3 separate regions of the Mus musculus genome follow, and all the other regions are linked to region 2. The links are chromatin loops, found by intact Hi-C in ENCODE. Cell type or tissue: heart. All regions are shown on one strand.

Region 1 (8,000 bases), 72 kb after region 2:
AGAGGTTGCATTAGCCGTATCAACTGCTGGGGACAGAAGACTCTCACATGCCCAGAGCAGCCAGAAGGTTGTACGGGCAGCTGTAGGGATGCCGCTTTTGTGAGGCATCACCATGGTGAGGTAGGCTTTTTGGTGATGCAGCGGCCTCTGAGTCACCACACTCTTATCTTTAACTCCAATAAACTCACTGGTTCACTAAGCCAGACACGGGACAGTGTACTTGGTTTGTCATTGGTGCCTGACTGTCACATGATAGCACGTCAAGAGGCCCAAAGAGGAGCAATTCCCCAACTGGGATCAACTGTGACACTTTTAAAACTGTGTGTCAGTCTTGACTCTTATCACACACTACCGAGACCAGAAGATATGTCTTTTTAATAAAATTCACACAAATACTTTTGGAGAAAAAGAAGTTACCTGGGTTAAAGAGAAAAGGGCCCTCTAGTTATAATAAAGCAAGGATAAGGAGGTCTGAAGAGGATTTGCCTGTTGGGAGGTGTAAGGGGCTTAGCAGCAGGGGAAGGAACAGCCTGGGAGAAGATATTTTGGAGAAGCGCTGTGCCCTGATGTCTCTTTAGATTTTATCCCCAAAAGCTGGAAACCATGGACCAATTGCATTTAAACAGGATGTCTGAATTTTCTTGTGATAAAACACTCTAACCGAAAACAGCTTGGGGAATAAAGTGTTTGTTTGACTTATGCTTCTCGATCACACTTCATTGCGGAAAGTCAGACAGGAACACAGGGTACCTGTCACAGGAACGCTAGAGGAACGCTGTTCACTGGCTTGCTCTCTGGCCCTCTCAGTTAGATTTCCTATACATCCCAGGCCCACCTGCCGAGGGTGACAAGCTCATTATGAAAGAGACCCTCCCACACCAACCATCAGGCAAGACAATTGGTCACAGAAGTGGCCACAGGCTGATATGCTCTAGGCAATAATTCAGTTGAGCCTCCCTCAGAAGACTCTACTGTGAAGTTGACAGCTGACATTAACTAGGACATAGGGCAAGGACAAAGCTAGACTTGCAGTTTACATGAAGGAAGTAAAGGATGTGTCTCCTGTATAGCACAGTAGCTGCTGGTGTAGGCATAACCCAGAAATAGTGCTGAGACGGACTCTGTGACCTTTCTGCACATATCAGAACAAAGCTGTCTTCCCTGGAGGCCAACAGGCTCTTTCTCCTATGGATGAATCCCCTTTGTTCTGAAAACTATGCCAGTCTGATTCCTCTGCCCTGTCCAGGAGACTTATTCCACCATCTCTCCACACGAGCACTCTGTTCCAGGGATAGTCTCTTAGCCCAGGTCCAAGTATTCATATTGCCTCCAAATCTGTACATTGTCTGTAAGGGGCCTCAATCTTATTTCCTTCAAAACATATATGTAGTCCTTGCTCGCATATCTACAACCCCTCCACAGTTTCCCCCTAAAGTAACACCTGTTGGTTCCTGGAGTGTCCGTCATCTTTAACACCCCCAGTCCCATTTCTACTGATTACTTGTGTTCAGTACAGTGACTTCTAATCTACCCTCCAGATCTCAAGAGATCTTACTGAAAAGATTATGTGCCAACCACGACCATGTTTCAAGCCTCTCTGTAGAGAGCTTCCTAATTCTCTTTGGATATCCTGTTGGCATCAGAGGGCCTGGCCCTTGCCTGTATCATCATGGTCAGCAGCAGCACACCCTTTCCTTGCTCTTCTCTACTGCAAACGCAACAGCCTCTTTCAGGTACTACACATGCCTTTCTGTTCCTAGGTCTTTTCTAGGTTCTTTCTGGATGACAGTCATTCTCCCTAACTTAATTTTCTCCACCTCAGTCCAGTTGAACTCATATGAGTTTGGTTACAAGGAGCTTTCTCGAGGAACTTGGAGGTGGGCAGTCTGCTGGCTACCTAATATCAGTGCTTACCCAAGAAAAAGATGTTTGTAAAACTCACACTTTTAATAGCCTTTTGCCATGATATCACTGCTGGGGAGAGTAGAGACTGGGTCTGCCTTGCTTCCCTTCCATCTCAATGGGCAACATTCAGGCAGGGATGGTTCAATGAACGATCGATCATTTGGAATCGGACAAGCTTAACAAAAACTGCCAGTTGAAAAAGAAACCAGCAAGAACCAGTTGCAGGAGAGGAGAAGCTGGGGAGTACCTGAGCACCTCTTTAAAAACTCCTAAAGAGAAGTGTTTTCCAAGAAATCTTTCCTGTACTTTGATGTAAAAATAAGACCCTAAAGGCCTTAAAGGGGAGAGAGGGACTTACCAATGTCCCAGGTGATGGAGCTCATTTCCTGTCTGTGCTTTAGGTACATGGGCCACACGTGGCCATCGAAGTACCCTGGAGGGTCTGGAGGCTCATATACTCTGGTACTGGAAAAACATACAGGAAACAGGTTATGATTGACAAAGTAAATAGATCACTGGTCAAGAGAATGTGAACATCATTCAGGTTAAATCTAAAGAGGAATTCAGACCACTTGTTTTAGCCTCTATTGTAGTGAGAAAGGGAGAAAATATGGCTTTAGTTCCAAACCTATCTAAAACATAGTCCTGCAATTCACTACCTCATAATTATCTTTTTTCTGCCTCTTGAGTCTTATAAAAGAATTATGGGATGAGTACAAGAGGAAATAAGGAGAGAGATACTGAGAGGCTGGCACACTCTCCTATCCAGCTGGTGTTCTCTGCAGCTAGAGCAGACCATGCCATGAAGGGTGAGGGACAAGGAGCTGACGGGATGCCATCCCGTCTTTCCTGTACTTTGATGTGAATGAGAAGTAAAAGGCTTCAAGGGGGAAAGGCACTTAACAATCTCCCCGGTGACAGTGTTCATTTCTTACCGGTGCTTTAGGTACATGGGCCACATGTGGTCATCCAAGTACCCCGGGGGGCTGACAGGATGACACTGGCCCTTTTTCTTAGAGAAGTTACTGTATGCTACCCAATGTGAGAAGCATTTATAGAAAAGTATTTGATTTCTGGATTAAGACTTTTCAATAATGGCACTTTTCTTGTTTTCCCTGTATTTCATCTTTGGAATTACAATGCAGAGACAGTCCCCGGACGTACCTCCTTCTCCTCTTACATTCTTCATATGGAACGGTCAGGAAGTAACTTCTGTTCCATATGGTGTCCAGAGGCCTACGATGACACCACATTCAGGCCACAAGGCTCTCTCCCTCCTCCACACCAGCATCCGTCCTCCTCCCACCCCCACAGCCCTCCTCCACCCCCACATTCCTTCAAGTTGGTATTGCAGTAGGAAGGCTTACTTATAATTAAAGAGAAGGAAACCTTCAATAATTAAAATGGGAACCCCTTGAGCACTTTCCAAGGCTGCTGGTCCCGCAGAGCTTCCTGGGTTTTCCATCCAACAGGAAACTGCTGACATCATTTTTTCCATATTTAGCGCTTCAAGCACTGAGGAAAACATAAAACACATGGAATTAATATACCAAACTTTTTCTGGGGGGTGGGGGGGAGATGGCTTTTGTGATAAGCATCTCCAGGGCTCTGTACATGTATGATATGAGAGCAGTTTATTATCCTTCAAGGTATCTAATACTAAATACCTTAAATGCTCAATTAAAACACTGAGAGAGAGAGAGAGAGAGAGATTTAAGTTGTATGTCTAAGGCAGTTTTATTATGGAAAAATAATGATGTACAAATATAAAATACAATGAATAGCATGCTGCTATTTCTAGCTATATTTTTTTACACTGATGTATTTACTGTGTATGTGTGGAGGTTAGAGGTCATCTTGAGGGATTCAGTTCTGTCCTTCTACCATGGGCGTCCCAAGGATGTAGCTCAGGCTGTTAGACTTGGGTAAGCGCCTTTTCTGAGTTCTCTCACTCACCCTCCAGCCTTGGCTACCATAACCTCATGGCTGACTACCACACCAACTCCTTCCTGATATTGAAAAATTAAAAATCTATGGTACTAGAAATTGAACCCAGGATTTTCTGGTTTTTAGGCAAGCACTCAACCACCGAACTACATCTCCAGCCAGATCCTTGAAAATAAAAATTAAATTAGGTCTGGAGAGATGGCTTAGTGGCCAAGAGTACCCAGTGCTCTTCAAGAAGACTCAGATCAATTCCTAGTACCCACATGGTGGCTCACAACTGCCTCGAACTCCAATTTTGGAACACAGAATGTCTATAGATACATTTGAAAGATAAATAACATATACTGTATTTGGAAAGTAGTTACTATTTTTAATATTATTAAATGAAAAGCTCTTCATTTTCTATGTTTATGGATGTTTTGCCTGCATGTATGTGGGTGCACGTGGGTGCAGTGTCCACAGAGGACAGAAGAAAGCACGTGTATAATGTGTTAGGATATGTGTGTGTGCACGGCCACAGCATCCTTATGGAGACCAGGGGTAACTTTGTGGAGTCAGTGTCTCCTTCCACCTTTCCAAAGGTTCTAGGAAATCAAACTCAGGTTGTCAGGCTTGCGTGACAAGTGCTTCTACCCATGGCGCCTTCTGCCCTCCCTATTTAAACATTTAACATTATGTTAACAGAGAGAGAAGTTGTTTGGATTTGAAAAAGAAAATGAATATAACCTCATATTATTCAACATGTGGCTGTACTTACCATCATACTGCAAAAAACCATTTTCATCTATGTCTATCTCAGACTCTGGCTGGAAAAAAATTTAAAAAAATCCATCAAGACACTATGGAGTGAAGAAATGGTGCAATTATACAATTAAGAAGTTAAGACTTTAAGAAATGTCTTGGAATAGGAGGACCAAGCTCAGAGGTGGTCACTGACAGATGGTGCCCTCTAGTGGGCAGGTAACACTATGGCACCCAGTATATTCTCCCCAAATAGCTTTTGGCTATAATTTACTTAACTTTGTCGTGAAAGCTTTTTGTTTGTGTGTGTTCAACAAGTTATCTAAGAACCTTCATAGATACCTTGAAGAAGTCATCCTGAGATATGACGCTGCAGTTGGGAAGGTGCTTCTGCAAGCTCTTAGCCAGTGTCGTCTTCCCTCCGTTTGTCACACTGAGCCAAGAAAAACCACCAGGTCCAAGAAGACATTAGGGAACATGGACTATTGTTAAACGATGTTTTTAAAAAAGGCTATTTAAAACAATATTTACTGCTTGGGGAAAACACTCACTTCCACAGACCATGTTTTGTTTTGCAGGTGAAATCACAGGTTTGAGAGAGACCCTGGCCTCACAGCAAAAGAAGCAAAGGACGGAGAGAGAGAGGTCACTGAACTGGATACCAAAACTTCAAAATACAGACACTGTCAGGACACACAGTCATGTTTTGACTGTCAAAATAGCTCGGGCTCAATATGCACACCAGAGAACATCCTGCTTCCCCTTTCTGCAGGCTTCTAGAACTGCCCACAGCCACAGTGATTGTTTCAACCACGTAGGAAAAAGGAGGAATGGCTTATTAGAAGCCCGGCTGTCCATGAACCCACATTTCCTGGGCCATGCCTCTCCCTCCCCTCCCCCTCTCTGTGACTGGGCCCAGGTGGAGGCCCACTGTTACTCTTGCCCTCAGGTCAGTGTTTGTTGCCTCTGGCTGGCCGGTGACATCTGGAGATGCAGGTGCCTGATAGAGTTGTGTGTCCTGTTTCCGGCTCTCCTGCATGGGGAGGGGTAGGCATTTCTCTAGTTAATCTTTCTTTTCTCTTTGGGTTTTTCTTCTGAAACAGTAGTCATGTTGCCCTTATTGACCCACTTGGGTAGCTAGCTCAGGCTGCCCTTGAACTTACAGCAGACCGTTGGTCGGAACCTCCTGAGTACTGAGGTTACAGGTATCAGTCACCGTGCCTGGCTTATGCTATCATTTTTTTTTGGAAGAGGTGATTAGCTCAGAGCTCAGTCACATGCAAAGAATTCTATGAAAGAATTCAGGGTCATTGTGAAGTTGAAAGAGATTATATCACCTTCACTAAATTCTAGCAGGATATCAGCAGCTTCTTTTATTGTACGTAATAGACTACAGTTGTGACAGTGCTTGGATTTGGACATCCACAAGAACCGCACGCTGAGCTAGAAGTGGGCCGATGAAGCATCACCAGTGCTCGTTATTGTTTCAAACTTACATATGTTGTTTATTACTCTGCAATGATCTATCACAAGCTCACAGATTTGCTTGTAGAGGCTTTATGGCCGTATACTAATAAGTTGACTTTCTTTGAATTCCCGTGTTTTATTTTGTGCCCTTAAAGTCACCCTGAACACAGATCAAGATTTTTCACCACACACCAAATGTCTGTAGCATAAACGTCCTGACTGTACATCCACTGGCAAGAACCTGTGATGAGTTCTGGCTGAGATCAGCACCACACCTAGAGAGGGATACATTCATCAGAAGGACTTGTGGTGAGGCACGTGGCTTTAATCCTAGTACTCAGGAGCCAGGGGCAGGTAGATCTTTTGTTAGTTTAAAGCCACCCTGGTCTACACAGTGAGTTCCGGGCCAGCAAGGGCTACATACGAAGACCTTGCCTATGTTTAAACCAAAAAGAAATCACAAACCATCAGAAAGATCCATCCTACCAAACAATAAAAACAACAAAACCTAAAGAATGTTTACTGTATATAAATTATCATGTATATACCGTATTATATCTGTGAATATATTCATTAATAAGACTGTCCATTTGTCCTTACAATACACACGTGGTAGGATATGGGGGTGTTAATCTGTATACTGAGAACCTTCTATTCTTTAAGAAAAATGTGACCCTTTCTCCTTTAAGAAAAATATCTATAGACCATGCCAGAAGTCCATATTCAAGAGGCCAAGCTTTTGTTTAAAAGGATGCAACTTCACTATGGTCTGAGCAATCTGGCAAGAAAAATATGTCATTTCTTACACTTATTCTTTTAAGATCATATAACTGAATCGGCGATAGATAGAGCCCTTCCCATTGATTCAGCAGAAGCCCCAGAGAGAAATCCTGCAGGGCCGCACGGACTGGGAAAGAGTTTCATCACAGAGCTCAGAACCTGCAATCCATACTTGGAATGTAAGCATCCCGGGTCGGAAGACGCCTCAGGACCCTCAGGACCCCTCCTTTCCCTTCAGCGAGCTCACAACCTCCCTCCCACAAGCTCTCCTGCCCCAGGGAAGAGAGCCAGAGGATGACCTTAGGATCTGAGGGAGAGCAGCGAGGGTACACAATGCTTTCCCTTCCTTGTTTCCGAGTAAATGCACAGAGATCCTCTTTTTTTTTTTTTTTTTTTTTTTTTTAACATGCAAGGTAATAAGAGGGTGCCGAAGCCCAGGTGAAAGCTAAAACCAATGTTACACTTAATCAAACAAGATATGAATTCTTCCATAACAGGGTGATATTAATCCCCCCATATCCCAGCTGAGGAAAGGGAGGCCTAGGAGACTGCTTACTGCTGGAGTGGGAAGCAACGTTTAACTCTAGCAGGGGTCTTTTTAACACAAGGATTAATTGGATAGATGTGTGCAAGGAGAGTTAGAAGGTTATAGGGCAGTGATGGCCTACTATAGGAGGGTAGCACTGAGCGTGAAATGAGGGGCAGGACAAGGGTGGTCCTGCAGAGCGACAAAGACAGCCTCGGATCTGGGTGGATGGGAGCCACAATGAGGCACGCTGTGCTGCTCAGCTCGCTCTTCATTTGCCCTGCCTGATGCTGGGGTTAGAACCTAGGACCTTCCCCATGCAGGCAAATGCTCTGCTACCCAACTAGCCCCAGATCCACCTGAGTCCTAATTGATTCCTGTATTTCACAACTGAGCATCTCCCTCAAATTACCTTTTTAGTATTTCAAAAGTTTCCTCAATAAGACACAACGGAGTTTTGTCAATATGACACATGTGAAGAATGACAGACACAGTCTGCCAGCAAGATAAATAGTATCTTTCCAATAGCTGTTGATGTCACATTGGTACATCAGCCTCTGGTGCCACAGGTCACCACAATTTAGAATGCTTGTGACAGTGGGATACTCGGATTCTATCACACCAGAGCAACACA
Region 2 (8,000 bases):
TCTCTCTCTTTTTTCATTTTGGTTTTTCAAGACAGGGTTTCTCTGTGTAGCCCTGGCTGTCCTGGAACTCACTCTGTAGACCAGGGTGGGATTAAAAGCTTGTGCCACCACTGGCCGGCTTATAAACATGATAAAGTGAAAAACAATGAATTGACAATTGGTATGACTGATATAAACAGGTCTACCAAGCATTAAGCAGTTTACCTTAAATGATTACAAAATTACTTTAAGTAGTGATATTAAAACTGGCACAACATCCTCAAAATACTCCATGCAAAGAGAACTGCCCCGGAGCCTCACCAGGCTGACGGGTGCTAGTCTCAATCTGAGCCCCCTGGGTGGATCAAAGCCTTCCTACACTGGGTTAAGGTTATACTTGCTACCATAACACCTTCACACAGTTCACTGGAAACCACAATCAAGGTACATACTGTTGTAACAATGAAAGCCAAGTGAGGTTAACTTCAATCTTACTTGTCCCAATATAGCCAAAACATTGTTTCAACTTCAAAACTTAACAGTATGATGCACTCTTTTCAGAATGGAGAGTGTATCTTACACTTCTGGCGCTATCCACAAGTGGCTACCTGTCAATGCTCAGGGGCCACATGGCAACGTGGAGTCCAGGGAAAGCATCCTGCCACCTGCAGCAGCCCTGCAGTCAGCCTTGAAAGGCAGAAAGAATCAGTCTTTTGGGAATTTAATATTGAGATAAAGATACAATAAAGGCAAAAGACATAGGGTGGCGAGATGGCTCAGTACATACAGACACAGACACACACACAGACGGTAAAAACTGGAGAGAAACAGGTCAAGCCTGAATAACTGACAAAAATCGCTGACCCTACCTCATTACAAGCATAAATTAGGATCACTGTGAGAATTAAACATGAGCAGAGTAAATGCACACTATTGCTAGGTATCACACATCCTTAATAATGTGTCATTAACTATTTCTCTAGGAAAACATTTCTGCTGCTATTTAACCATACCATGCAATATTAGCTAAGCAACTGATCTGCATAAAGTTATACTGTTATTAAAAATGCAGCTTATATATAACACATATGCACTCTTGGCTCTGTCTACTTAAAAGTATATGTATACATTAAGGTATCCCCTCTCTATATACACATGTAAGTTGTGCATACACACACATGTGAGTGTTCGTATGAAACAATAAAGGTGACATCCTTAAGTCTGACAACACAAAGCAGGCAAGTACTGTGCTTGGAAAGAAGACACCTGTGGCACCATTTCCTACACAAGACTATCCATAGCGTTAGGGCAAGGATTTATGCCCTCATCTGAGCAAGCAGAAATCAGGCAGACACTGACACCAGTTTGCTTTTTGTTACATCCTTTTCTCCTGGATGATTAGCTCTTAAAACAAACCTTTGTCTTTGGAAGCTAGAAAAGATGGAGAATTCCTATCTTCTCAAGGTTCTTCAGAAGATAAGGAACTCAAGGAGCAGAGCTGACAGAACACTCCTGGGCCTCACGGTCTTCTGCTGGCTGCTACTAACAAGGGAAGACCAACAGGTCTAGCCAACTGTGTCTAAGCAAGGACTGGATGGTGTGGTGTCTGCTTACTGAACGCTCGCTCCCCTTGGCCAGTCAGTCTCTCTCATCACCTGTGCACATAAAGCTAGGGTGCCTGCAGTTACATCCAATACTTCTGCTTAAGAAACCAGTAACTTTCACCTAAAAACAGTGAGTGTAGTATTGAAAGATAATCTCCCTGAACGCCTTTAATCTCAGCACTCGAAAGGCAAGAGGAAATGTGGATCTCTGGGTTCGAGGCCAGCCTGGTCCAGGACAGCCAGGGCTACACGAAGAGAAAATTTCCGTTATCTTATCAACTTTGTTATAAAATAACTAGAAAAGGACACTGAGCAGACGCATGCCAAGGTGGCTGAGTTTGGCGAGCTCTAAGAATCACCCTTGCTTCTTCACCTCATGCTCCACCAACTTATGCAAGAACTGCTTTAAAGAAGGCTCTTGAGTCCCTAAGTCGGGCCAATGCTGTGCGATACATATATAGTATGGGTTATAACTCACTCGAAGGCCGGGCAGTGGTGGCCCACGCCTTTAATCCCAGCACTTGGGAGGCAGTGGCAGGCGGATTTCTGAGTTCAAGGCCAGCCTGGTCTACAGAGTGAGTTCCAGGACAGCCAGGGCTACACATAGATAAACCCTGTCTGAAAAAGCAAAACACTCACTTTAAGTTTTCTAGTCACGTGTCTAAAAATAAAATTAACAAACAGTACACCCAATATGCGGCAAGTTGCTTCGTGTGTAACACAGTTCAGAACCCGACCCTTTATCTTAAAACATATTTGGCGCTCCTACTCTTCTTACACTTAAAACACATAAGTTTGGTCAAGTTATATTTCTAGTGTATTCTGTCTGATCACATGGCTAGCGGCTACCAAAACAAAGCAGCGGAGAGGACAGTGAGTCCAACAATCCATTCTCACAGCACTGAACATTAGGAGTTAACAGGTCCTCTGATGAATGCTACTGGAAAGCATGCTAGAAGTTCTACAGCATTCCCCATCAAATTAAACGCCTCTCTCCCGTTGGTCACTGAGCTGACCCTCTAGGGTCCAGCCCGTCTGGCCCACTCGATGGCCCGACTTCCGCGGCCTGGCACCGAGCTCCGGGCTAGTGAGTAGCGGACCTACCTGGCTGTGCACCCCGTCGGCTACCTGCGGGCTGCCCGCGCTTTCTACTCTGTCGCCGCCGCCCGCGGCCCGGGGTTCCTCCTGCTCGCCAGGAGGTGGCTCTCCGGGCTCCCGGCTACAGCCCTGCAGCTCCTGTCTGTCGTCCCCGCCGCCGCGTCGCTTGCGGGGCGCAGACGCAGGCTCCGCCATGATCCCCGCGTCCCCCTGGCGCTTGAGGGGCCGAGCCGTCCCAGACGGCGGGACCCAGAGCGGCGGCTCCTCGGGGAAGTCGCTGAGCAGGAGCCGCTTCCAAGGCACGCGGAACGTGAGCGGCTCAGCCGCACGCCGCTTGGCCATGGGCCAGGGACGAGGGTCGCGCGGGCGGCGGGCGGAGGGCGAAGGGCAGCGCAGAGCTCGGCTGTCCCGAGGGCGGACGAGACGTTGTGGGGGAGCCACCGCGCAGCGCCGGAGTTTCGAACCTGCGCCGTGATGCGCGCGCACCTGCGCCCATCCAGCACAGCCGCTGGTTGGTGGAGGCTCGCGGTTCGCGTTCCCGAGCGCCCTTGCGGCCGGAAGTGCGCCCTCTGAGGGGGCGGGGCATGGGGATGTGGATGGAAGGAGGCCGCTACCCCCTGGCGGCCTTCTTTTGACTTGCACGGTTGTTCGCATTCCCCTGTGTGTGCGCCTCTCGGTCCCCAAGCGAGGACTCGGGCAGGAGCGGCCGAAAGACTCCGCGGCCTCAGAGGTCCCAGCGGCAAGTGCGCTGGGGCCCTTTCCTCTGTGCTGCGATCCTGGGGCGGCGGAAGTGTCTGCTTAGCCCGCAGCGGCCTGCAGGTTCCAGGACCTCTCCAGTGGGTGGTGTCTTGGCAGAAAAATGTAAACCGTGGCAGAAATAAGTCCGTACTTTTTTTTTTTTTTTTTTTTTTGGTAAAAAGCAAAAAGTAACTAAAGGATAGGGTGCTTGCCTACCATGCCCAAGGCCTTAGATTCTATCCCCAGTGCTGCAAGGATAAGGAGAAAACGCAGTAACCAAACAAAACTAAGGAAAAAACAAAACAAACAAAAAGAAACCAAGCCCATCAACGCTCCGGAGAAACATTCTTTCTAGGGCATGGTAGAGCTGTTTTAGCTGATAGGTACTGTGTATGGGTGTATTTATGAATATGCGCCATGTGCATGCTTAAATATCTCTAGATGTAGTTGTAAGCCATCTACACAGAGAAACTTCCTTCCAGCACTGGGGATTGAACCTACGGCCTTGGGCATGGGAGGCAAGATCTCTATCCTTGAGTTACTTTTTGCTTTTACCGAAAGACTAAAATACTGGCTCAAACAAACCCATCACGGTTTGCATTGGTGGGAGGACAGCAAATAACCAACAAGCACAAACAGCGTTATCGGTAGTGTACAGAAAGTTCTGTTTGATCGCTCCATTTCCTGTTTGCACTTGGTAATTCTTCCACCTGGAACAAATGATAAATTCGCCATTGCCATTTTCACACTAGTGACACAGATGATTTGTTGTGCGGAGACCATGTTCCAACACAATAGAATACAACATGGGCAGGTGTGTTCCTTCTGTTCTCCAGAATCTTGCTGCCCTCCCCCCACCCCGCCCCTCATTCCTTGTGATACTTAGCATTATGTACACAAGGTAGTATAAAGCATATGCATAGCTAAAATGACCGTAACACGCAAGTGTCCCTGCCTGGCTTCAGAAGGGAAAGAGCATCTGTGTGCCTCTTCACTGTCCCGTTTCTCTTTCCTGTCCCCAAGTAGTCTTGTTTCGGACCATGAATTACTACTTCTTTGTAATTTCCCCCTCAGTCCACTCACTTATCTGTATTTCTAAGATGCTTTTTTGGATTTGCTAATATTTTAAGATATACTAAGATCTAGCTGACATACAATACGCTGCTTATTTTTAGACGTGGCATTTTGCCATACATACACATGCGCCTGCGAAGACATGAGAGTGCATCGCCTTAAAAGCTTTATCTTAAAAGTGGTTTGGAAAACCTTTAGTCCTAGCACTCGGGAGGCAGAGGCAGTCTGTGAGTTCTTGGCCAGTCTGGTCTACAGATCTAGTTCCAGGATAGTCACGGCTACACAGAGAGACCCTGTCTTGAAAAACAAAATCTATAAATGCTAAGAGCATTGTTCAAAAATGCGTTGTACAGATTTATTACAAAGTGTTTTTCTGAATGCTTTTTATAGCACCAGAGGTTGTTTATTATTATTATTATTATTATTATTATTATTATTATTATTATTATTTTGCATCCTCATCAGCAAACAATATGGCCAATGTGAAATGGTATCTCATTGTGGCCTCAATTTGCATCTCACCCAATCAGTGAAGCTGGACATGTTTTTTTGTTGTTGTTGTTTTTTTGGTTTTTTTTTTTTTTTTTTTTTTTTTTGTATTTATAGATTTTTGGTTTTGGTACAGGAATCCTTGTTAATTGTTGTAGCTTCCCCTAGCCTTGAGTAGGCTGGCTTTGACCTTGCTGCCAAAGAGTAAGAGACCACCTGGGGTGGAGCCTCCGATTTAGATGGCTCTATTGTTCTGTCACGTGTCACTGCTCTTCTCCAAGACACTGCTACCTGCTGAGAGGCCCTGGAGATATTCCGCAGACAGCATCTAGACATTACCTACAGACTGGCAACAGGCATCAAGAATGGATTGGCGGGCCGGGCATTGGTGTCACATGCCTTTAATCCCAGCACTTGGGAGGCAGAGGCAGATGGATTTCTGAATTCGAGGCCAGCCTGGTCTACAAAGTGAGTTCCAGGACAGCCAGGGCTATACAGAGAAACCCTGTCTGGGGGGGAGGGGAGGGGGAGGGAAGGATTGGCGGGGCATGGGCCTCCCCTCTTTATAAGCACAGACTCTTAGTAAACTTTGGGGCCTTGAACAGACATGTCTTGGCCTCCATTATTTCTCTTGTCATTTCCTTCCATACAGTTCCGGCCTCCCACACAAGAACCCAGTTAGTGTGGCTGCAGGCAGCTTACAATAGTTAATATTGTTCTTTGCCAAACAAATTCTACACTTATATGTGTTTCAAATGACCAGTCCTGTTTTTCTTTGGGTTTAGTCTGCTATAAGGTTGATCCTTTACCATTGGGGCCTCAAGATCACCTGAACTAAAGTGCCTGGTGGCCCAGGCTGGATGGCTACACGTCGGTTAAGGCATAGTGCATCTTTAAAAACTAGACCAGATGTCCTTTTTCTCTGGTTTGTGAGAACCTTTTTATTTAGTATCCTAGAAAAATTCGATTTGGTGTTAGAAATATCAACTTCTTGCTGGAGAGATGGCTCAGTGGTTAAGAGCACTAACTTAACTACTCTTCCGGAGGTCCCGAGTTCAAATCATCCATAATGAGATCTGATACCTTCTTCTGGTGTGTCTGAAGACAGCTACAGTGTACTTACATATAATAACAAATAAATCTTTGGGGCGGAGTGAGCTGAGCCGGAGCAAGCAGAGGTCCTGAGTTCAATTCCCAATAACCATCTGTACAGCTACAGTGTACTCATACACATGAAATAAATAAGTCTTTAAATACAAAAATACCACCTTCTACTAATCTGTGTCTTTTATTTTCATTTTATGGTGAATTATTCGACTTTATTTGTGAGACAAGTTCTTAATATATATCCCTGGCTGGCCTGGAGTTCTCTAAATAGGCCAGGTTGACCGCACATTGATCTACCTGCCTCTGCCTCCTGAGAACTGGAATTAAAGGTGTGAAATAAGACTTAACTTTCCTTTCTTTTCTTTCTTTCTCTTCCTCTCTTTTTCTTTCTTTCTCTTCCTTTCTTCCTTCCTTCCGTTCTTTCCTTTTTTCCCCAAGACAGGGTTTCTCTGTATAGTTCTGCCTATCCTGGAACTCACTTTGTAGACCAGGCTGGCCTCGAACTCAGAAATCCACCTGCCTCTGCCTCCCGAGTGCTGGGATTAAAGGCACGCACCACCACGCCCCGGCTCCATTCTTTCTTTTATGTATGCGAGTACACTGTTACAGTCTTCAGACGCACCAAAACTGGGCATGGGATCCCATTACAGATGGTTGTGAGCCACCATGTGGTGGCTGAACTCAGAACCTCTGGAAGAGCAGTCAGTGCTCTAAACTGCTGAGCCATCTTTCCAGTCCTTTATTTTTATAGTGCATTCATTACCTTGATTATGTCTGCACATGTAATGCCACAGCACAGTACACATGTGGAAGCCAGAGAACAAGCTGTAAAAGGTGTTTTCTCCTTCCATCTTTTGAGTCCCAGGGATCAAATTCCGTTGCTCATACCCAGTGGCACATTCCTTAACCCATGGAGCAATCTTATTAGCCCGCATGGCTTAATTTTAATATAGTAAAATAGATCTTCATGTCTTAGTTTGCCTGCCTAAACATTTACTTTTGTCTAAACATTTTATAGTGTCCTACTTGTCTTTCCATTCTTAAGGCCTTCATTCACTTGGAATCAGTGTGTGCACACGTATGTCTGAATGCGGAGAGGAAGGTCTGAGTCCCCTCTCCCCATCTGGGATGATGGCCTTGCTTATTGTGCAGTTCCTACTCCATGCTAAAGTGAAATTTACAGGGTTGGCTACTCTCTAGTCAGCTCAACTATTCTCTTTGCAATTATGTCTCAGTAAATGGTATCTACATGGTTACATCTTAATAAGCAGGTTTGACAGTAAAAGTACTCACTTCCAAGCCGAAGAACCTGAGTCTAATCCTTGTGACCAGGATAATGGAGAAAGAAGACTCTAGCAAGATGTCCTTTGATCCACGCTGTGTGGCAAACTCAATGCACACTAAATTTTGTCAAGAGGTTTTGATAGCTGTAGAACAATCCTTGACGTTTTTTCAGTATTGTCTGCACTGCCTTAGCTCCTGGCTCTTCCATATGGAACCATCTCTAGTATTTCTGTTGGGTCTTTTGAGTTACAGTGGAATTACAGATAAGTCTGGGGAGAATTTTCATCTTTGCAGTATCAAGTCACTCCTTATTCAAGAGCTCTATTTAGATTTTTAAATGTCCTTCATTAGAATCTTATACTTTTGCCCATGTCTTTATAAGACCTTGAAAGTAGCACATGTGGTTACTTTGTCCTGAGGTGGACCAATCTACTGAGTCAAGGAAATGAGTCCACTTCACCTGCTTAGTATACTTTATTCATTGTTCTCTATTTTCCATTTCTCTGTCTGATTTCTGTTCAGTTTGTTGTTTGTTTTGTTTTTTCTTCTTCTTCTCTAGTTTTTTCTCATGGAGCCTAAAATTGAGTATAGCCTTTCTGATTGTTAGCCCAAGGTTACCTCAATTCA
Region 3 (8,000 bases), 1.3 Mb after region 2:
GCAGCAAGCAATTGGTGTACATGACTCTGAATAGAACCCACACCTCATGACCTACAACGACTTCCAGTTTTATATCCCCAAAACATTAAATGTAGCTCTGGAATACACTGAGTAAAAACTAAAATTGGGGGCTGGAGAGATGGCTTAGCAATTAAGAATACCTTTCAGAGAACCTGGGTTCAATTCCCAGCATTCACACAATGGCTCAAAACCGCCCATAAGGCCAGCCCCAGAACATCTGACACCCTCTGGCTTCCTTGGGCACTGCAGGCATGTGGCTTACAGACATACATGCAGACAAACACTCATGCACATAAAATGGAGAAAATAAAGCTGTTGGTATAAAAATGGGAGATGTGGCCTGCAGAGGAAGAAGCAAGCTGCCTAATGAAACCCAGGTAGAAGTTTTCACAGTTCAGCCGCACAGGGCCACGCACCTGCAATCCCAGCACTTGGGGAGTTTTAGGTAGCAGTTTAAACTCAAGGCCCTGTTTCTTAAAAGTTACTACCCAGGCGAGCAAGATGGTCAAGTGTTACAAAGGCAACTGCTGCCAAGCTTGACAATTTGCATTCAATCCCAGGAACCACTTGATAAGACGAGAACTCCCAAGGTTATCCTCTGACACACCATGGTGTACACACACACACACACAACATACACACATACAAATGAACACAAAATAAAAAACAAACAAACAAAACAGGAAACAAGCCAACCAAGCTAAGCTGAGTATGGTGGGACACACCTTTAATCCTAGAATTTGGGAAGCAGAGGCAGGTGGATCTCTGAATTCAAGGTCAGCAAGGGCTATACACAAATTAGACCTCATGCTAAGATATACTAAATGTTCTTGCCAGAAACAAGTAATAAGGGTTCAAGAGGTTGGGGTGGAGCTGTTCAGACTGCTTGCCTAGCACGCATGTGACTTGAGGTTTGAGCAGTAGCATGATAGTATTTACTGCCAGCCAGGCATGACAGAGCACTCATAATCCCAACACTTGGGAGGCCAAGGCACAATGACATCAGTGAATTCCCAAAGGGCCTAGACTACACACATAACGAATTGCTGTGTCAAAAACCAAAGCAAAGCAATGGACAGAAAGCCAACTCGAAGGTTCATCCTGGTTCCCAGCTTTCTGAACACTATACGCTGGTGACTTTGTTCTTATTTTGGGTTTGGTGCTGGGGATTGCAACCAGGGCCTCACACATACTAAGTATAGCCACTACCCCTTAACTACATACCTAGATCAGCCCCTCTTCCTCTATTTAAAGATAATCTTACTGTGCTGAGGCAGGCTGGTCTCCTCAGACTTCAGTGCTGAAGTGCTCTTGCTTCAGCCTCACTAACGCTAGAGCCCCAGGAGCATGCTACCATACCTGGTTTTCCACAGCCTTTACATAGCGTGGCCACGCTCATTTCTCTATACATTCAGTTCTTTCTTTCTCTTCTTTCTTTCTTTCTTTCTTTCTTTCTTTCTTTCTTTCTTTCTTTCTTTCTTTCTTTTCTTTCCTTCTTTCTTTTTCTTTCTCTATCTCTTTCTTTCTTTCAAAACACATGCTTTATTTATATATTATGGTTTAATACTTTATGCTTATGGGATTTCTTTTTTTATTAGATATTTTCTTCATTTACATTTCAAATGTTATCCCGAAAGTCCCCTATACCCTCCCGCGCCCTGCTCCCCAATCCACCCACTCCTGCTTCCTGGCCATGGCATTCCCTGTACTGGGACATATGATCTTCGCAAGACCAAGGGCCTCTCCTCCCATTGATGGCCGACTAGGCCATCCTCTGCTACACATGCAACTAGAGACACAGCTCTGGGGGATACTGATTAGTTCATATTGTTGTTCCTCTTATAGGGTTGCAGACCCCATTAGCTCCTTGGCTACTTTCTCGAGCTCCTTCATTAGGGACCCTGTGCTCCATCCAATAGATGACTGAGAGCATCCACTTCTGTATTTGCCAGTCACTGGCATAGCCTCACAAGAGAGCTATGTCAGGTTCCTGTCAGCAAAATCTTGTTGCCATATGCAATAGTGTCGGAGTTTGGTGGTTGTATATGGGATAGATCCCCATGTGGGTCAGTCTCTGGATGGTCCTTCCTTCCATCTCAGCTCTGAACTTTGTCTCTGTAACTTCCATGGAGTTACAGAGACATGTAACTCTCAGGAATGCAGTCCTTTCAAGAACTCACTCTCTGCTGTCTGTAGAAAACTCTCCATCCAGTGTTTCTGACTTATGATCACATCCTCTTTGGCAGATCTGATTTGTTTTCTAGCTCAGTCTCTAACAATGAAACTGATTTTTCTCTATCAGTCTCACTTCTGTCCCAAGTACAAGGGGGAACTGGAAGACAACAGCACTGGGAAAGGAAGATGGTCCTTGTAAGTTTCAAGTCACTGGTTCTCACACCTCCCCATCACCTAAGTGCCCTACCTGCAAGCTGCTAAGTCATCTCAGAGTTCATTCAGATGAGTGCTGAAATGCACTTCTTTGTAACAAATGGAAAGAATGCCCTGCAGCAATGTGTGGGGTTGTGGCACATCCATGGTTACAAAACAATCTTGAGGATTATACAGGAGTTAGACTTGTCTGGCTCCTTTAGCTCCCAATAGGAACCTTTATTCTTAAAGAGTTGACTTTTTGAGTAATGATATCCTCTGAATCCTTTCCATGTAAAGTCACCTTGCTACAGGAATTTTAAAGGGTGGGTGGGTGGTGGTGGTGGTGGTGTGTGTGTCTTGGCCAGGCTTGATGCACACTTTTAATCCCAGCATTCAGAAGGAAGACACACATGGATCTCTGTACTTTCAAGGATAGCCAGATATAGAGACCTTGTAAGGTCTTTTAAAAGGAGGAAAGACCCCTGAGATGGGGGGACTGGGAGGGGGAGGGTCCTTGAAAATAAAGCTCTTAGTCACATGAGCACCCTTACTTGATAGGTCTACTCAGGATTGTAAATACAGGTGTATAGTAACAAACAGCCAGTATACCCCAAACAGATACAGGATTCAGGTTGACAGGGGAAGAGGGAAAAAATAAGTCAAATTTTATTCCAATGCCTGCAAACATTCAGACTAATCAACGTGGTACCGTAATTTCTTTTAATACATCAATAATAGTTTTTGAATTCTAGAGAATTAACTAAGCCCTAAATCACACATCATGTAATTCCAAAATAACGACTAACAAAATGAGATAACATTAGCCATGAACATTGATATACTAACAAGCTATTCTTACTTTAAAAAAAAAAAGCCACAGATCTATTTTGTACTGTGCATATTTGTTTTTAACTTTCCTTCATAAATCCATTGATAATTAAGGTTTCCTTTAAATACAGGATTTCCAACATCAAAAATTCTATTCTGAAGGCTAGGGATGTTGCTCAGCCATAGAACACATTCACAGGGCTGAGTGAGTCCCATCCCTCCCCACACCACTACTTCTACACACATGCAGAGACCAAGTCTCTGGGTGTCTGTGTGTTGTTAAATTACCTTTCTATTTTCACGTGCATGCTCCCACTTAGGCAGTGCCTCTGCCCCAGCAAACCTGTTGCCATTCAACAAATGATGATTCAATGCCCCGGTGAGGCTGAAGCAATCGAGCATCCAATGTCAACCTTCTGCCAACATAAACAACTCAGGCCACCAAGAGGGAAAGGGGAGGAACCAGGGGAAAACCAAGAGGGAAACCAGGAGATATAGAGATATGCAACTGGAACTTATCCGGTTCTGAAGCTACAAGGACTTTTAAATTATGTTTAAGTGCCTGGTCATAGAGAACTGTACTTACTTTGAAAGCACAGGACCACACTTTAAAAAAAAAAAAAAAGGCAGGGCAGGGTTGGGTAGGAACTGGCTATGTTCATTTCAATTCCAAGCAAGTCTATAAATGCAGCTTGTTTTATTTTTCTTTACTTGAACCTGACCACCATTTAGTTTTGAGCAGAATGGCACACACACAAGTAATCTCTGGGCGACATGGGAAGAAAATAAACCAAAGTCACAAAAATGTTAAAGAGCAAAACCACCTAATCTTCAAAAAGGCAACATATAGACATCCATTGTATGGCTTCAAAAAGTAAAGGGGGCGGGAGCCTAGCTCAGTGGTCACACTTGCCTGGCGTGTAAGGCACTGGGTTGGATCCTCAGTACTTTGAAGAAAAGCAAAAGCCCTGATGAGGGGCAGGCGATCAAGGCAACTTCAACCTGAAGTAACTGCACACAGAGCATTGGGACACTACCAGGAAGTGACCTCAGGGGGAGTCGTGAGTGACTCAAGGAAGTTTGCAGGATTGTAAAAATATATCAATGCACAAAATGAGAAAAGTAACTCTAATTTTTCCTTCATGGGTAAGCTCTGTGTGTGTGTGTGTGTGTGTGTGTGTGTGTGGTGCACTTCCTGAAAAGCCTCTGTTCAGCACAGGCTGGCTGGGCTCACCAGTGCCAGCACACTCAGTCACAAGAACTATGGTCAGTCCTCATTTTCCTCAGGAACTTGCTTTTCCACCCACACTCACAGACTTTATTTTCAGTACAAGCTTTCTAGTGCTACATTTTAATCAACATATTACATCTAAAGTCTTGATTTCTGAATGAGTCTCTTAGTACTGTGCAACATGATGGAGTGAACTGCTGGAGACCACTTGACAGCTACAGGAAAACGCTTGATTTAAAATATGATCAAGATGAGAGTGTATCAGAAGCACTGTGACACTATGCGTGACACTAGTGGTAGGCAGGTAAGGGACTTTTCATTAGTGGCCATTCATAATTTTGCCTTTAGAAACTTGGAAGAAATTATCATCTTTGAGTTTCAAATGTTCGGGTAAATCCAGTTGCTTTTTAGCTTCTTCAATATCACCTTGAATTGCAGAAATAAGTGACTCTGGAAAAAAAGAAAAAAAGAAACTTCTAATAATCCATGTTACTATTCCTTTGCTCAGCCCCTCCTAAAAACACTGACTAAGCACCCTAGCCACAGCCCTGGGAAAGGACAGAGATTCAGTCAATGTTGGAACCGTCTTTTTCTCCAGGGAAAGCCAGTGTTACATAAAGTGTTCTCTTGTAAAGAGACCCTTCACCTCCCAGGGTTTAATGTCACACTATACCAACAGGCACCTGAAGACACCAGAAGCAGATCTCTAATTACTGCTTGCAGCACATACTGCCCAACCACCCTTGCAGGGTCAGATGCCAGGTGCCACCACTCACCACTAAGTGCTATGACTTGAGTGTCCCCTGGAACTCAGGTACTAGAAACTAAGTCCTCAAGGTTGAAGGTATTTGGGAATGGGAACTTTGGGAAGTGGGTCAGGAGGACAGAATGGATTCCTGAGTACAGAAAATGGCTGTGATACAAGAGTGAGTTCTCTTGGCCCTACCCTGTGGTGCCCACCCACTGAGGCAGCAAGAAGGCTTCACCAAGTACTGAATACATGCTCCTATCATGCTCTGACTCCAGAACCAAAACCACAGGAACACCTGGTACTAGGTCAGAGCAACAGAAAACAGATTAAGGCACTTAGTCTCCACCTCACATGGCTACTGAAGGTAAGAGGGATTAACTTGTACAATACTTAAAATAGTGCCTAACCCTGAATTAAAAGTGCTCAATTATTTGCCTGTCCCCTTCGGAGAAGTAGCTGTAATACTATCAAAGATTAATATAAACTCTTACCTAAAGAATCAAAGTTCTTTTCAGGTCTGAGATAGCCAACAATGGCCACATTGAGAATTTCCCCATAGAAGTCCTCTTTGAAGGTATGGATGATGTGTGTTTCCTATAGACAAAAATGTTGAAAAAGATTAAAACAGTTGGGGTGGGGTGGAGTGGGGCTGTAGAGACAGCTCAATGACCAGTTAAAGGGTCCTCTTCCAGAAGACCCAGGTTTGATTCCCAAGATCTAGAGGTCTACAGAGTGAATTCCAGGACAGTGATGGCTACACCACAGAGAAACCCTATGTTGAAAAAACAAAAAACAAAACCCTGAAATTCATCCAGCTGGTTGGAGATTCTTTCCTCCATCCCTGCTGGGGATCAAACTCAGTCTTTCTTTCACTGGGTAAGCACCCCAGACACCTATACACCACACCCTGGGTCTTTGCAGGCAGTCCTGAATGCAGCTCCGGGTAGCCTTGAGCTCCCCTGGCTCCTGCCTCCTGGGGACTGAGACTGAAGGCATTGCACATGCACCTCCAGGCTTCTCAGAGCCGTCAGTGACAGTTAACAGCTGCTACACTTCTCCATCTTCTCAATTTAGAGGGAAGTACTTGGCACACATTCTCTTTTATATCCACATTTAAAAAGACTCTTGAGGGGCTGGCTAGATGGCTTAGCGGGTAAGAGCACTGACTGCTCTTCCAAAGGTCCTGAGTTCAAATCCCAGCAACCACATGGTGGCTCACAACCCTCCGTAATGAGATCTGACGCCCTCTTCTGGTGTGTCTAAAGACAGCAACAGTGTACTTACATATGTTAATAAATAAATCTTAAAAAAAAAAAAAAAGAATCACCAAAAAAAAAAAAAAGTCTCTTGAAAATAAAAACAACAGAAACAAACAACAAGCTTCTCTAATACTTATATGGTAAAACCAAAAGTATCCAAAGTATCCAAGGAAACTTGAAAAGAGGACTGGGGAATTTACACTAACAAGAATCAGGCCTGCTGGTGCCGACCTGTGATTCCAACTACTTGAGGAGGCTATGGCAAGAGGATCTGGGCTCCAGAGCAAATTCACAGCCAGCCTTTGCAACTTACTGAAGTCATCTCAAATAATAAACAAAGGAGCGTGGGGCACTTGAATACAGCTCAGTGTTAGACTTGTTAGGTATGGGCAAGGTCTCAGGCTTACCCTGGTAGAGGTTCTAATCCTATGGACAGTCAGACAGTGTGCTCAAGGACCCAAGGACAGACAATGGCTCCTGCAATCCCAGCACTCAGGAGCTAGGCAAGACTAAGCTATGGAAAGCCTTTCTCAAAAACAGGTGAGATGGCTTAGTGGTAAAGGTGGTTGGCCACCAATCTAGAAGACCTGAGTTTGATCACCAATTAGATTATTAAAAACACTTGCTATAAGAGAAAATTACCTGGGCTGTATTAAAATTAATAGGACAACACTATTTTGTTAGGGCAAAATATTCTTCACAGATGGTTGATATTGACATATAACAATATTAAAAATAAACAGCCTGCCCTGAACTGCACGAGCATCCTGATCGTGGGTAACTGTGTTTATCCTCTCAGAAGAATTCAAGGCGGCCCAGAAATGGGCTTGATAATAGTATTTCTGTTATCTGAGTAGCTTAAAGAGGAAATGAAACAACCTCTCCTCCCTTTTCCTTCCTCGCCCCACAGAAAAACAGATGAGTGTTCTCACAGCAACACAACCTTAGGGACTTGAAGTCCTTAGGAGTTCATGGGCATTACTATTTCAGCAGTTCTCAACCTGTGGCTCTTGACCCCCTTGGCAAACCTCTACCTCCAAAAATATTTACATTATGATTCATAGCCATAGCCAAATTACAGTTATGAAGTAGCAATGAAAATACCCTATGGTTGGGTGTCACCACGACATGAGCAACTGTATTAAAGGGCCACAGCATTAAGAAGGTTTCGAGCCACTGGTCTCTTACATCAGCATTTTAACTCAGTTTTCTGTGACACACTTCTCTTATTAACTCCTCAATGTTAAAAGTTTTTAGCACAGGCCTGTCACTCAGGAGGCAGAGGTTGGCTCATGAGTTCAAGGTCAGCTAAGTATGTAAGCTGTGGGGAAAAGTAGGGCAGGAGAAAAAAAAAAAAGACTATACCCTCCAGGTGATTTTAGATGGAAGGGTTAGGAGGCTAAGTAGAATGTGGCCCTGAATATGAAGCCTAGTTCCATTCCCAGCAACGCTAAAAAAAAAAAAAAGGAAGAATGAAACAACAAGAAAGAAAGAGTGAGCAGGAGAGAAGAGGGATGAGGTTAAAGCATACTACAGTAAG

The links. A loop is a pair of places that touch in the nucleus more often than their neighbours do. Peaks named below come from ENCODE experiments on the same cell type or tissue, not always from the same donor. Only the 100,000 strongest peaks of a DNase experiment are listed, where the experiment ranks them.
Region 1: it touches region 2 in a loop (6-fold over the local background); 12 of 42 quality-filtered maps call a loop at or near these places.
Region 3: it touches region 2 in a loop (3-fold over the local background); 4 of 42 quality-filtered maps call a loop at or near these places.

Annotation. Positions count from the first base shown.
Region 1 is chr19:18,636,544-18,644,543 of GRCm38, reverse strand. It overlaps Nmrk1 (nicotinamide riboside kinase 1), which reads right to left. Exons shown (of 9, transcript NM_145497.2): 3 at 4,936-5,026; 4 at 4,610-4,658; 5 at 3,273-3,420; 6 at 3,070-3,141; 7 at 2,264-2,370. Among named protein-coding and RNA genes, the nearest start is that of Nmrk1, 8.5 kb to the right of the region's middle. In heart, a CTCF peak has its summit at 4,794 (motif pointing left); no DNase peak of the experiment used is centred here.
Region 2 is chr19:18,708,347-18,716,346 of GRCm38, reverse strand. D030056L22Rik (RIKEN cDNA D030056L22 gene) reads right to left here and starts at 3,112. Exons shown (of 2, transcript NM_001374130.1): 1 at 2,688-3,112. The coding sequence starts at 3,023. In heart, a CTCF peak has its summit at 3,303 (motif pointing left); DNase peaks (open chromatin) are centred at 2,706 and 3,226; H3K4me3 peaks cover 3,039 bases; H3K27ac peaks cover 2,072 bases.
Region 3 is chr19:17,396,373-17,404,372 of GRCm38, reverse strand. It overlaps Rfk (riboflavin kinase), which reads right to left. Exons shown (of 4, transcript NM_019437.3): 3 at 5,693-5,795; 4 at 3,024-4,900. The coding sequence ends at 4,770. Among named protein-coding and RNA genes, the nearest start is that of Rfk, 6.3 kb to the right of the region's middle. In heart, CTCF peaks have their summits at 4,250 and 6,442 (motif pointing left); a DNase peak (open chromatin) is centred at 7,342; H3K27ac peaks cover 310 bases.